2 separate regions of the Homo sapiens genome follow, and region 2 is linked to region 1. Evidence: chromatin loops called from intact Hi-C (ENCODE). Cell type or tissue: heart left ventricle. All regions are shown on one strand. Links, peaks and the distances in the headings refer to the core of each region. The heading gives the core; the rest is flanking DNA.

Region 1 (2,919 bases), core at 88-2,587:
GTGCTGCTGGGATCCGATTTTTTTCATGTAACAAGTCGTGGAAACAACTCCCTCAGAATTCTGGTTGATCTCTTTCCCTGAGAAAACCTACAAGAAAAAGGTGAATGGGATGAGTGACAGGCTTCATCACTATAGGTGGTCTTGAAGTCACACTTGATCTGCCATGCTAGGTGTATCTCACCCTCAGCTGTCTCTTCTGCTGGTTTAGGTGGTTCACTCAGTAAATGACCCAGACTCTCAACCCTGAGGGGTCTGAACACTGCTCAATATGCCCTTCTCAGGCTGTGGCTGCTGCATGTATCCGTTCACTGTCAAAATCGAGCAAGGAAGCGTGAAGAGACACGCTAGTGGGTCACCTGGGTGCCCAACATATTCTTCCTTCTTCCCACTGTGCAGCCTTACTCCCTCTTGAGGATCAGAATCAAGCACTCCTCCCAAGATGGGGAAAACCTGCTTTGCCTTCTTGTCTCTTGTCATGAGAAACCTGAAGTGCCTTGGTACAGCCTAGTAGCTTAAAGTTTAATGGGACTCTTGCTTTGCCTTTTGGTGCAGGTATTTCCACCCTGGGAACTAGGACCTTTTAATCCACAGAAACTAGACTTATGTACATAGCTGGGCACGAGGGTGGCCAGAGCCACTTCTCCTTCCACCCCTTGGTTCTGGATATGTGTATTCTGCATACTGGAGACCCAACATTGTAGAATCGTAACTGATTTAGAATATATGTTGAATCTTGGGGGAGGGGGCACATTTGCAGGGTATAATCTCCAAGTCAGCACCTTAATTGCACCTTCAAAAGTCCATGCTATTGCTCTATCAGGCCTCTAGCTTCTGAAAAGTGTGGTAAGTAATGGGACCCAGAGATACCGTAATAATGTTCTTTGGTCCAATGTGATGTTATATAGGACTCATGTCCTATAGCGACCAATATACTCACATTGTCACTATATGGCCAGTCTCCTCAAGGGATGATGTCATATCAGGGCAGTAACAACAAAGTTTTCAGTTGATCCTACAAGGAGCTTGGGAACAAGAATGGCCCTTCAGAGTTGTCATGATTTAAGGCAAGAGGGCTGGACTTTTATACCCATGTCCCAACAACCAGTTATTGGATGCTGGCTGTCCCAAGAAAGGCAAAAAACTGGGCAAGACAGCAACAAGTTCCTTAGCTGACACAGATGCCAAAGAGCAACTCAGCTGATAGCTTTCAGCCCCCAGATGTCCCAGCAGCTGGGAGGACTCTGGCTGCATAGCATCCACTAGGGCTCATTTATCTTCTTTGAAGGAACTATGTTTGTCTTTTCTTCTTTCCTCTCTGGAGAAATGGATTGGCCCTGAAAAGTCCTTATTTCAGGGCAGTTAGCCGATTGCTGATGGTTTTAGCAGGAATTGTTTCAATGATGTTGGAAAGAGGAAGAAATCCAGACAGTTAAGAAATAACTGAGAGATAAGGTGGCTTGGCGAGTCTAAACCTCTCATGCAAGAAGCTTTGTTGGGAAGAAGAGGGATTACATACAGGGAGAATGATGTAGAATGCCCCTTGTTCCCCAGTGGGTGTGCTTCCAAAATAGATGGCTGGGGCTATGAGGAAAATTTAGAACATTTTTTTTTTTCCTGCTGAAGCTAATGAGTCCCCAGGGGAGCTGAGTTTGTAGCTACAGCTTCATTAGTATCATCCCAGCTGAACTGACAGGCTGGAGAGTACCCAGGCTTCAGGCAAGCATCAGCAGTCAAATCCAAGATCAGCGGACGGGTAAAGTTATTTACTACATCAGGCAGACAGGGTGGGTGTCTGTCCATGTTATCTACAAAATGCTACATCATAGTATGTGAGGTCTGGCATGAGGGGATCTGAGTGTAGTCAGCTGAAATTTTGAGAAACCTTTCCTATTTATGTCCCAAAGGAACAACAAAATATTTAAATAGAGATGAGCATCGTGGGCCCTCGGACATTTTAATGGGACAGATCTGAAGAAGGGCAATGGATTTGGATGTGGTCAGGACTTTCCATGTCATCAAATCAGCAGGCCCAATGCAACAGTACTTTCTGAACATCATTTTTCAGTTACACGTCAGTTTGTCTGTAAAATAAGGAGAACTGAGCTCATTGTGCTGTAAATATAACTGATGAGGGCAAGTGGAATTCTCTTCAACTCAGAAACTATTTGAATAATTTCCCAAATCCTATGTTTTGTTGCATATATATATTTTTTCTTCCAGGAAGATGGGTCCTCAAATCAGGAAGGAGTCAAGACTCCTTGAGCAGGGTAAGTAGTGAAAACCTAAGCAACCTTCATCCAACCCAAAACTCAGGGCCTCCATCCCCTGGACAGCCCATGTCCCTCAGGACAGACTGGGGGCTCAGATGTTTCTCATAGACAAGGAAGGAATCTTTGGATTGGCCACTCCTGGATTCCCTGGCTCGGAACACACATTCAGGTGAATCAGCCATACAGCATCATTCTAAGGCCATGCTCAAGTCATTGCCATCAGGTGAGTTTACCATACATTCCAACCCAGCATAACTTTGCATGGCTCTCACATTCTTATCATGCCATTTTTCGGCAATTTTCCTTGGGCCAGGTATGCTGAGGAGCATTGCAGCCAGGTGCCAGCAGCAGCAATACAATCTACAACTACAAAAAGAACAACAAACACAATAATGACGAAGCTCATCCAAGCACTAGGGAGTAGATCTTGGATGCGCCATGGCAGGCCTGTGGAGGAGGAGGGGGCAGCTCTCTGCAGGCCTGAAATTCTGTTTTGTTCTCAAGAAAGGCCATCTTCTGTGGCCAGTTGGCAAAGAAGTTTGCTGCACACCATCAACGGGTGGATGGTGAGATGTTTAGTGGGTGCAAGAAACATGGCCATTTAGCAAGACACAGGAAGTTGTATGTATTAGTTTGTTCTCATGCTGAT
Region 2 (2,919 bases), core at 288-2,787, 53 kb after region 1:
ATTTAGTAAAATAAGGAGTAGAATAGATCTTAAAAATAATTTAAATTCACAATGTGACTCAGGTTGAAGAGAAAATTTTATTTCTTGCCAAGGAAATTGTTATAGATAAGATCATTTAAATGTTTATAGTGATTGAGCTATACCAGTGAGTTCTCATGTATTTACTAGTCTATAATAATCGTTCTTACCAGGCATGGTGGTGTGCACCTGTAGTTCCAGCTATTTGGGAGGCTGAGGTAATAACTTGAGCCCAGGAGTTTGAGGCTGCAGTGAGCTATGATTGTGCCTGTGAACAGACACTGCACTCCAGCTTAGACAACACAGACAGACCCCCATCTCTAAATATATATATGTGTGTTCTTAAATAATGAGATCTTTCTTCTTTTCAGAAAATTGTTATTGAGTGCCTATGAAATGCTAAAAGTTTGAGATATATCAGTGAACAAAACAAAGATCCTTGCTTTTGTGGAGCTTAATTCTAGCATATTGAAATTCAAAGGATTTCCTAACCTCTAAGGGTTTTGGCGGTTGGTAACTTAGTCAGCTTAGGCTGCTATAACAAAATACCATAGACCAGGCAGCTTAAACCATAGCTTAAACTCACAGTTTACAGGCTGGTAGGTCTAAGATCAAGGGTCTGTCAGATTTAGTTCCTTGTGAGGGCTCTCTCTTTGGGTGGCAGATAGCTGCCTTCTTGCTCTTGCTGTACCCTCACATGGCTGAGAGGAAACTCTGGTGTCTCTTTTTCTTCTTATAGGGGCACTAATACCATCATGGGGGCTCTACCCTAAAGACTTAACTACCTCCCAAAGGCCTCACCTGCTGTGTATTAGTCTGTTTTCATACAGCTGATAAAGACATACCCAAGACAGGGTAATTTATAAAGAAAAAGAGGTTTAATGGACTCACAGTTCCACATGGCTGGGGAGGCTTCATGATCATGGTGGAAGGCAAGAGGCACGTCTTACATGGCAGCAGACAAGACAGAATGAGAGCTAAGCGAAAGGGGAATCCCCTTATAAAATCATCAGATCTCGGGGGACTTATTCACTACCATGAGATTAGTATGGGGGGAACCACCTCCGTGATTCAGTTATCTCCAACTATGTCCCTCCCACAACATATGGGAATTATGGGAGCTACAATTCAAGGTGAGATTTGGGCGGGAACACAGCCAAACCATATCATCATATTGAAGTAAGACTTCAATACATGAGTTTTGGAGGAGACACAGACATTCAGTCCATAACAGTGACAGTACCTTGTACTCAAAGTAAAAAATAAAAATCAAGGGAAAGGTGAGACAAATATGGTGTTATAGGAGTCCTCATTTTGTAAATTTTCCCCCAGAAGGTTTTGATTTCTGAAGATATCAATTGCACCTCCCCTGAAACATAATCCATTTAAATTATGAAGTCCTGGAAAATAAGGATAGGAAATACTTTCCAAGGAGACCGGGGTTCTGAGAGTGTCTGGGGAGGAGCATGGGAATTTGGGTATTTATGGTTCCCAGAAAGGCCCAGCCTGGAGCCTCAGCAAGGAGGTGGTTATGTGAGGCGAGCAGCCCTCCAGATGCAGGGGCTCTCAGGCCAGGGCCCACAGGAAGCCGAGGGCGTGGCTGGCTGAGGCTGAAGGAAAATTCCAGGGCTGAGAGGCAGTGCCTTGGGGACGCCACAGTGTCTTCAGCCTGGGCTTCATTATACAAACAATAACAAAAAGCCTCAGACAACAACAACAAAATACTCTCAAAGTGGGAATATTCTGAAATGGAATAAAACAAATAATATCTAAGTAGTTTATTTTGTTAGAAAGAAAAAGGATGATTTCAGCCTTCAGGTCTTATTAATAAAAGAGCCTTCAGAGAAGAGAAAAGATATCTCAGAGGAAGCAAGAAAGATGCGATGAACCCCAGGGAAGGCTGTTTGGGGGAAATCCAAGTTTGGATGAAGCTGTGGCTGTGGAGGATGGTCTGGGAGTTACTGGCCTGAAATAGTCACGAGGAACCTGAGCAGAGAAAGAAGACTCTGAGATCAATCAGGAAAGCTTGAGCCCAGTGTGTGGTTTGGATCAGAGCACAGCTCAAGTCCAAAAAGCCAGTGAGGTTCAGGAGCTCGCGGTCTTCCTGACAGCCACATCATCCATCTCCTCTCCACACCCTTCACAGCCACCTCCTCACAGAACAGGCTACGGCTCATTTCTACCCAACGGCTGCCAATGTCTGTAGCTAATTTTCTTGTTTCTTTAGGCCCCTCAGATGTTGAGCGGATGAATAAATATTTAATCTGATCATCAGGATATATACATACATATCATGGCTTGTATCATGTATCTACCTGTATGTGCAAGGTACATATGATGAGAAATACTTGCGAGGCTAGAACTGACCAGGTAATCAACCCTGAGAGGAATCACAAAGTCAAGCTAATCTTAAAGGCAGGGTAAATTAGAAATTAGGCATCGGGATCTGGAGTCAAGCCTCTTTGGCTCTCCTCGTATCTCTAGCACTTCCTACTTGCGTGACCCCCGGTAAATCACTGAATTTCTCTTGATTCAGTTTCCCTTTTGTAGTTTGTGGAGTTTATGGAGTTGTCGGAGGGATAAATGAGTTTGTACACGGAGAGAGCTTAGAATGCTGTCTGCCCATATTATGGCACTCAATAAATGATGGCTGTAATTCCCTGCTTTGAACCAGTTGTCAAAATGGTCAGAGCAGTTTGTCAACAATTTAAATGCTTTCACATATGAAGCAGGTAACACCTATGCATAAAACCAGGCAGAGGTTTGTGTGAGTTGATGCATCCTTGTCTAGCTGAAATGAACAACGGCTGCCCAAATCTAACCCTTCTTGTCAGTATTGCCACATCTTGTGATTTGTCAAGACAAGTTGGGTATCAGGATTTTTGCATGAAACCTCTCAGT

What was found. A loop is a pair of places that touch in the nucleus more often than their neighbours do. Peaks named below come from ENCODE experiments on the same cell type or tissue, not always from the same donor. Only the 100,000 strongest peaks of a DNase experiment are listed, where the experiment ranks them.
Region 2: a loop joins it to region 1, with 4 times the contacts of the local background. A loop is called at or near these places in 3 of 110 quality-filtered maps.

What each region holds. Positions count from the first base shown.
Region 1 is chr2:224,071,406-224,074,324 of GRCh38, forward strand. No RefSeq gene overlaps it. Among named protein-coding and RNA genes, the nearest start is that of SERPINE2, 34 kb to the left of the region's middle. In heart left ventricle, for the core only: a CTCF peak has its summit at 1,265; a DNase peak (open chromatin) is centred at 1,246; H3K27ac peaks cover 2,076 bases.
Region 2 is chr2:224,124,615-224,127,533 of GRCh38, forward strand. No RefSeq gene overlaps it. Among named protein-coding and RNA genes, the nearest start is that of SERPINE2, 87 kb to the left of the region's middle. In heart left ventricle, for the core only: no CTCF peak of the experiment used is centred there; a DNase peak (open chromatin) is centred at 1,597; H3K27ac peaks cover 1,782 bases.